Regions from separate parts of the Homo sapiens genome. Here region 2 is linked to region 1. The links are chromatin contacts, found by Hi-C in ENCODE. All regions are on one chromosome and are shown on one strand. Each heading gives the region's core, a stretch centred on a gene start or an enhancer-like site at or near the end of the contact. The rest is flanking DNA. Distances are from core to core; before and after follow the strand shown. Region 1 holds the start of SF3B6 (splicing factor 3b subunit 6). Region 2 holds the start of KLHL29 (kelch like family member 29).

Region 1 (3,573 bases), core at 1,008-3,507:
GACTCACACTCTGATTTGACGAATAGGTCCATATTTCCCAAATATATCATACATTTCTTCAGCTGTGATTTTGTATGGCAAATTTCTTATATACAATATCCGATTTACTTCAGGTGGAAGTCGAATCTAAAATGAGAAATACGTATTGTTATTATAATTAGGGGCATTCTAAAAAATTATAATTTAAATGCCCCTATAATTAGGGGCATTTTAAAAAATTCTTAATGATACGTAATAATAAAAAGCCAAGAATAAGAGGTATAATTTGATGTTTCTGAAAATGGGCAGATCTTTGAAAAAGCAACAGAGGCTGGGTGCAGTGGCTGGTCCCTATAATCCCAGCACTTTGGGAGGCAAAGTGGGAGGATCACTTGAGCCCAGGAGTTTGAGACCAGCCTGGACAACATAGTGAGACCCCCATCTCTACAAAAATTTTAAAAAATTAGCCAGGCATGGTGGTGGGTGTAGGCCTTTGCAAACCTTACCACCATCACTCCTGCTAACACCTGAGTTGGGCTGTACCCTCTTCCCTGCCCATCCCAGGAGATGACCCTGATTCTTGTTTCTTGGAGAAAATAGACATGACCAATTGAAATACTTTTCATCTATATCCAACTACTTTCCCTCTATTACTACGCCAACCTTCATCTACTCAAAACCTTCACTTCTAAACTCAACCTATCTTTCTTCCATATCATGTTTCGCACACTCTGCTGGATTGCTCCCATTGGCATAAAGATACACCTATATCACACATCTTTTAAAAAGTCAACTATCTGGCCGGGTGCGGTGGCTCATGCCTGTAATCCCAGCGTTTTGGGAGGCCAAGGCAGGTGGATCACTTGAGGTCAGGAGTTTGAGACCAGCCTGGCCAACACGGAGAAACCCTGTCTCTACTAAAAATACAAAAATTAGCCGGGCATGGTGGTGGGCACCTGTAATCCCAGCTACTCAAGAGGCTGAGGCAGGAGAATTGCTTGAACTCAGGAGACAGAGGTTGCAGTGAGCCAAGACTGTGCCACTGCACTCCAGCCTGGGTGACAGAGTGAGAGTCCATCTCAAAAAAAAAAGTCAACTATCATCCAATTTCCCTACTTCCTATTTAAATGAGAACTCATGGACAGAGTGTCTTTGCTGTTTCCATTTTCTCAACTTCCACCATCTTTTCACCCCACTGCAATCAAGTTTTCATCCACTGAAATGATTCCTATCATCAAGGTCACCAAAAGTCTCCATTTACATATACAATGGTCAATTGCTTGTCTTTTCTTTCTTTCTTTCTTTCTTTCTGTTTTTTTTTTTTTTTTTGAGTCAGGGTCTTGCTCTGTCTCCTGGGCTGAAGTGCTGCGCAGTGGCACAATCATGGCTCAAGGCAGCCTTGAATTCCTGGGCTCAAGCAATCCTCCCACCTCAGCCTCCAAAAGTGCGGGGATTACAGGCATGAGCCACCTCACTCGGCCTAACTTCATCTTACACCTCTAAGCGTTTTACTGTTGACTAATCTCTTTTTTGAGTTTTTTTTTTTTAAAAGTTTCCGTAACACTGTACTCTCAAACACTAGAATGTAAGCAGAAGGACTTGTTTTATTCACTGCTGTATTCCCAATACGTAAGACTAGTGTCTGGCACATAGTAGCTATTCAATAAATATAATTGATGAATTATGTCCCACATGGCAAGCAGAATACATAGTAGGTGCTCAAAAAATATTGTTTTAATTAATGTGTTAATGAAGGATCCGAAAAGCACCATGATCTGAGGGGAATCCCAGGTCCTAGTTGTTGGTGAACCATTAAGTTAGTTGAGGACTCTTCTGAGATATCGACTTTAAGTCAAGGAGATAATCCTAACGCCAGGTCCTTAGGTGCGGGTCAAGCAAAGAGGCTATAGGGGTAACACTATCACTGACACTAGGGTAGAGACTGAGGAACTCTCAAAAGGGGTGGGGACAGAAATGTGGCTCAAGGAGCATATCTCTGAGGATGGGGCCGGATAGTGTCTTCGCTGACAGGATAGGAATTCTGGAGTTCTCCGCTCTGGGGACGGAGGAGGAGCAAGAATGCTCCGATCCACGCCGCTAAGAAAGTCAAACCCGAAGTTCTCCCACCCTCCGCAGAACACCCGATACTCACGTTCGCCCTCTTGGCCGCTTGCATCGCCATCTTGGCGGGCTGATGAAGTTACCGTAGCAGATACTGAAATTCCTCCGGAGCTCGCTCGGCTTCGGGGGTTACACCGCGTTAGATGCAGGACATCAACATCCAGGACCCGCCGGAAGCTGTTACAGCGGAATAGCGCCGTCTTACGCTGAGACGCGCTGACGTAGCAGCCCCCTTCGAATAGACTCCGGGGTAAAACCGAGCCTGAGCGAGACTCGAGGCCGGAAGATGGAAAGGCGAGAGTCCAAGACACTTCCGGGCTCTGTACCGTAAAGGGCGGGGCGTAGCCTCCAAAAGGCGAGATGTTCCGGTCGGGGAGGCCCTGAGCAGAGGAACCCGGGTGGAGAGGGCGGGGCCTGAGGAGGGCGGAGAGCTGGGGCGGGTCTCAGGTGAGTAACTGGGGAGCGGAGGAGGCGGGGCTTGAGCAGGGTTATGACAGGTAGGGCGGGACCCAGGTGAGTAGCGGGAGGGGGCGGGGCCTGAGGAGGGTGCGGAGAGCTGGGGTGGGGCCCAAGTGAGTATCCGGGAGGGAGCCGGGCCTGAGCAAGGCGGTGAGCTGGGGCGGGACCCAAGTGAGTAATGGAAGGGGCGGGGCCTGAGGAGGGTGGTGGCGGTGGGGCGGGGCCCAGATGTGTAGCGGGAGGTGGTGGGGCCTGAGGAGGGTGGCGAGAGGTGGGGTGGGGCCCAGGTGAGTAGCGGGCGAAGGCGGGGCCTGAGGAGGACTGAGCTGGGGCGGGACCCAGGTGAGTAGCGGAAGGGATCGGGGCCTGAGGAGGGTGGTGGAGGTGCGGCGGGGCCCAGAAGTGTAGCAGGAGGTGGTTGGGGCTGAGGAAAGTGGTGGAGGTGGGGCGGGGCTCAGATGTGTAGCGGGAGGTGGTGGGGCCTGAGGAGGGCGGCGAGAGGTGGGGTGGGGCCCAGGTGAGTAGCGGGCAGGGCTGGGGCCTGCTGTGGTGCCCACTGGTTGCGGGGCGCGCGGGCAGGTGCCGGAGGTGGTGGGCCTGGGCCTCTAGCTGTGCGCAAGGCGGAATATGTGGGGTTCTGGCGGCTTGTGTCACGGCTGACGCTGTAACTATACCCAGAATCTCCGTCCCTGGAGGGGCCCTCAGGTTGAGCGTCAGCTGATCGGGCCTCAGTAATCCCCGCTGCGACGCCCGTCCGGACTCCCACCTCAACCCCGCCGCGGCGGCCCCAGTCCGCGTGCCACCCTTCCAGTTCACTCTTTATTTCCTCATATCAGCTTTAAACGGCTCTGGAGGAAGCACCGGGTTTCTTGGCCTGTCTATTGTGAATCTTCTCCAGGTTTGCTCTGGAAAGGCCTGGGGTGGCCGCGTCCTGTCCTGCCCCATCCTCCTTCACTGGGGCAGTTCCAGGACGATCTTGCCTATGTTCTTGTTGGCCTCCATGTACTTATGGGC
Region 2 (3,533 bases), core at 777-3,276, 690 kb before region 1:
AAGACACTGTGAGTGCCTCACATTGCCAGATCTTAACCTATCCCAGACCCTGCAAACCTTGGCCACATTTCTGTAGTGCCTACAGCTGTCACATAGGGCGCTACTCCAGAATACGGCTGGGTGGACTTCTGCATGTTCACAGTCAGTGCATCCATGGAGATTATCTCAGAGGACAGCTTCCTACAGCGTGGATGAACAGACACACGCCTGTGGCTTTGTTCTCCTTCTTTTTGCATTGGGTTGACCTGTGTATCAATTTGAAATCCCAAGAAATCCCTCTTTTTTCCATTTTGCTATCTAGTACTCTTCTATCACTTTTCATATACCATTTGAAGGACATAGTACTCAAACCAAAGCTATCGATCACCTTCAGGTGTTGTCTGAGGACCCTTGGGGAGCTTTTCTCCCCCTCCCCCCCACTCCTGCTCCCCTTTTCGGCACCTCTGTCACCCTCTCTTAAGGTCACGCCAGTTTTCCTGGCTGTCGTCCTCATGAAGGGTGGCTTCCTCCCTGAAGTGCTCCGCTCTGTCCCCTCCCTTGAGTCCCGGGCTTCACACACACAAACTCTGTTGGATGTTTTTTCCAGGAAATGCAGTTATTCTGACACTAGTGGGCCATTTCCCCGGCGTCCTCATTCCATTTCTGACAGTGCTCCTGCTACCCTCAGTAGATTATTATTATTTATTATTTATCAGCCACGACACTGTACTCTGCTTCCTACAAAATATTAAAGAAGACACAATCCGTGCGCTGAGTTTACAGCCAAGGAGAGCAGAGGCCTGGATCAGACATCACAGGGGGGGAGCTGAGAAGAAAATATTTACCGGCTCAGTCCTCCTTGGCCCTGGTAGATGGAGGCAAGGACTGGCAAAGCCCTCCCCAGGCCAGCTCCTCCCAGCTGGGCCCCCACAGCCAGCTCCCCACACTACCTACAGCACCCCAACTCCAATTTCTAGCAAGGCCTCAGGCCTCAGGCCTTTACCCGGGGGAGCGGAGGGAGGGTGGAGGATGAGGATTGGGCCCTCAGGCCTTTACATTCAGACAGGGGTGGAGGAGGAGGGCAGGTACAGATATTTCCTCTGAAACTCAAAACCAGGTAAAGGGGATGTAGGGGAGGAGGGAGAGGTCGGGGAATAAAAACCAGATTAGGAGAGCGGTCGGGGTGGAGAAGACTGTGCCCAGAGTGAAATATTCTAGCATAATGGAAAAGCCCTCATTGGGGGTCCCACACGCCTCTGGCCAAATCTCTTCTATTAGGGTTAGAAGTTAGGGTCTGTGTAGACAGCATGTGTAGACCGAGAGGTGGTGGGACTGAGAAGTCAGTGTAGACAGTGTGAGAGAGAGCGAGCTGTGGTGGGGGTGAGTAGTCGGTATAGACATCAAAGGCTGGTCAGGCTGTTAAACAGAGAAGGCTTCCTGGATTCCTAAGGGTCAGTATGAACAGAAAAGTCGCGCGCCCCAGGAGAGGCAGGGCTGACTCAGAAGGCTGGTGGACACTTTGCAGGGCTCTCCCTGGTCCTTCAGAGGTGTGGACAATTCCTGCTCCTTTCCAAGGCTGGAGTGTCATAAAGAGGGCGGAAGCTGAAAGACGATTGGACTTTTTCCTTCTCAAACTTTTCCGCCAGTTTCCTCAGGTGTTGAGAGCAGACGGGGAGCTCGCCTCAGTCCCGGGCCCCCAACCCTGGGCCAGCAAGGCCAGGAGGCCACGGCGGAGCAGCCCGTGCCACGCGCCGTGCGTCTGCCGGGCGCGGCCGCGGAGCCAGGCGAGCCGGGGGCCACCGCGGGGGGCGGGGGCGGCGGACGGACGGACCGACGGACACACCCGCGAGCACTCCAACCTCGGACCCGGCGCGCGGCAGCCGGGAATCCCTCGGGCCGGGGAAACTGCGCACGGGGCCCGGCCTGGCCGGGCCGGGCCAGAGGGCCCCGCCTCCCCCACCCGCCACCCCCGCCCACTCGGGCGCCCGTGATTGGCTCCGCCCGCCCCTGGCTGCGCGCCGAAGCCCGCCTCCCTCGCAGCTAAAGCAGACGGTACCCGGAGCGGAGCGAGCCAGAAGGGAGCATGGTCCCCGCGCCGCGGCCGCGCCAGCCCCCGCGCCGCCGCCGCCGTCCCCGCCACCGCGGATCTCGCCGCAGCTCCAGCCCCGGCCCCGGCTCCGCAGCGCCCGTCCGCAGCCCCGGCGGTCGCCGCGCTTGAGCGCAGCCCCCGCCCGGAGCCCGAGCCGCGAGCCCGGAGCCAGCCCCAGCCCCGCGGCCGCCGCGGCTGCGGGGAGAGGGCGGGGGCGATGCTGCCGGAGCCGCCGCCGCCGCCGCCGCCTCGATGAGAGCCGCGCCGCACCGCTCATAGCCGCACAGGCTGACAGGCAGGAGGACCGACTTCCCTCTCCCGGGCATCCTCCCTGGGCTGCCGGGAGGCGGCGGCGGCGGAGGAGGAGGAGGAACGAGGGGAGAAGGCGGAGAGCAGGAACGCGAGGAGGAGGACCTGGATCCGTTTCCTCCGGCCAGGACCCGAGCGGCCCCAGCCACCGCTACCCGCCGGCGCTGTCCGCTCTCCATCAGCCCTCCTGCGCCCACCCGCGACCCCGGGCTCTCTGCGCGTCGGGCCGGGGCCGGAGCCGCGCGCCGGAGGTAAGAGCCGGGCCGGGCTGGAGCGCCTCGGATGCGGCGCCGGAGGGAGACCCAGGTCCTGGCCGCCGCGTGGGGCCGGGCCGGGCCGGGCGTGGGAGCGGGGCCGGAACCCGGAACCCTGGGCTCGGCTTCGGCGGCGGCGGCGGCGACAGGAGCCTCCCGCGTCTGGACTCGCAGGCTGCAGGAGCCCTTGCGCCTGCGCTGCTCCAGGGGGAAAAAAAGGGGGGGAAAAAACTTCCTGCCCCCGGGTGTGTATGCACCGGGGCTGCCTGGGGCCACTGTCACGGTGTTCGGAGGTGCTGGAGGCTTGTGTGACCCCTGGCCGGAGCAGCCCCCCTGCTGGGCCCGGCGGCGCGCGCCCCTCTCCAGGCCACGTTCCCCTGAGCGGCCCAGGGCCCCGGCCGGGCAGGAGACCTGGAGGCGACGGAGGGCTGGCCCCCAGGGGCGGCCGCGCGCACTGTCCTTTGGGGAGGTGCGCGCCTCTGTGCAGCGAGAAGCCAGGTTGGGGTTTTCTGCCCCTCGCGTCCTCTGATCTCGCATTTGGGGACTGGGTCTCTTTACTCAATCCCAAGTAACTTTCGAGGTAGATGAGCTCGAAAACCGTCGGGAGGGAACCCGCACAGACCTTATTGTGACCCACCCCACCCCGACACACACACGCACACTTCCCTTGACACCTTGTGGGTGCCAGCGTGTTGTGGGGGGACGCGGAAAGGAGAGCTCACGGGGACGGCGAAGCGGCCAGGAGGTGGTGTCGTTGGGGAGGGGTTGTTGATGTGTGGGACAGGGTGGACCTGGAGATGTGTAGTGTGGGAGTGTGAACGCGCGCCCCGATGGCCTCGGGGGGCCGGGGGAGCCCAGGGCTCGCGTCCCGGTCTCCGTGGCCTGGAGCGGGCTGAGAGCGC

Evidence for each region. Hi-C counts contacts between places; a loop is a spot of excess contacts on that map. Pooled maps may share reads with other maps.
Region 2: a loop to region 1 is called in a map of B cell, with 9 times the contacts of the local background. The contact joins the promoter of KLHL29 here to the promoter of SF3B6 in region 1. A Hi-C loop is called at or near these places in 4 of 168 maps with a recorded cell type or tissue (B cell, chondrocyte and naive thymus-derived CD4-positive, alpha-beta T cell), 6 of 37 single-sample maps with no recorded cell type and 19 of 50 pooled maps.

What each region holds. Positions count from the first base shown.
Region 1 is chr2:24,074,069-24,077,641 of GRCh38, forward strand. It overlaps SF3B6 (splicing factor 3b subunit 6), which reads right to left and starts at 2,258. Exons shown (of 4, transcript NM_016047.4): 1 at 2,132-2,258; 2 at 8-126. The coding sequence starts at 2,161. TP53I3 (tumor protein p53 inducible protein 3) reads right to left here. Exons shown (of 5, transcript NM_004881.5): 5 at 3,365-3,573. The coding sequence ends at 3,511. It also overlaps a transcript of FAM228B not described here. RefSeq lists enhancers at 1,544-2,076, 2,077-2,608, 2,143-2,372 and a silencer at 2,483-3,132.
Region 2 is chr2:23,383,153-23,386,685 of GRCh38, forward strand. KLHL29 (kelch like family member 29) reads left to right here and starts at 2,027. Exons shown (of 14, transcript NM_052920.2): 1 at 2,027-2,628. It overlaps LINC02923 (long intergenic non-protein coding RNA 2923), which reads right to left. Exons shown (of 6, transcript NR_187213.1): 1 at 1-3,533. RefSeq lists silencers at 1-260, 1,764-2,113, 2,284-3,143, 3,384-3,503, 3,524-3,533 and an enhancer at 1-260.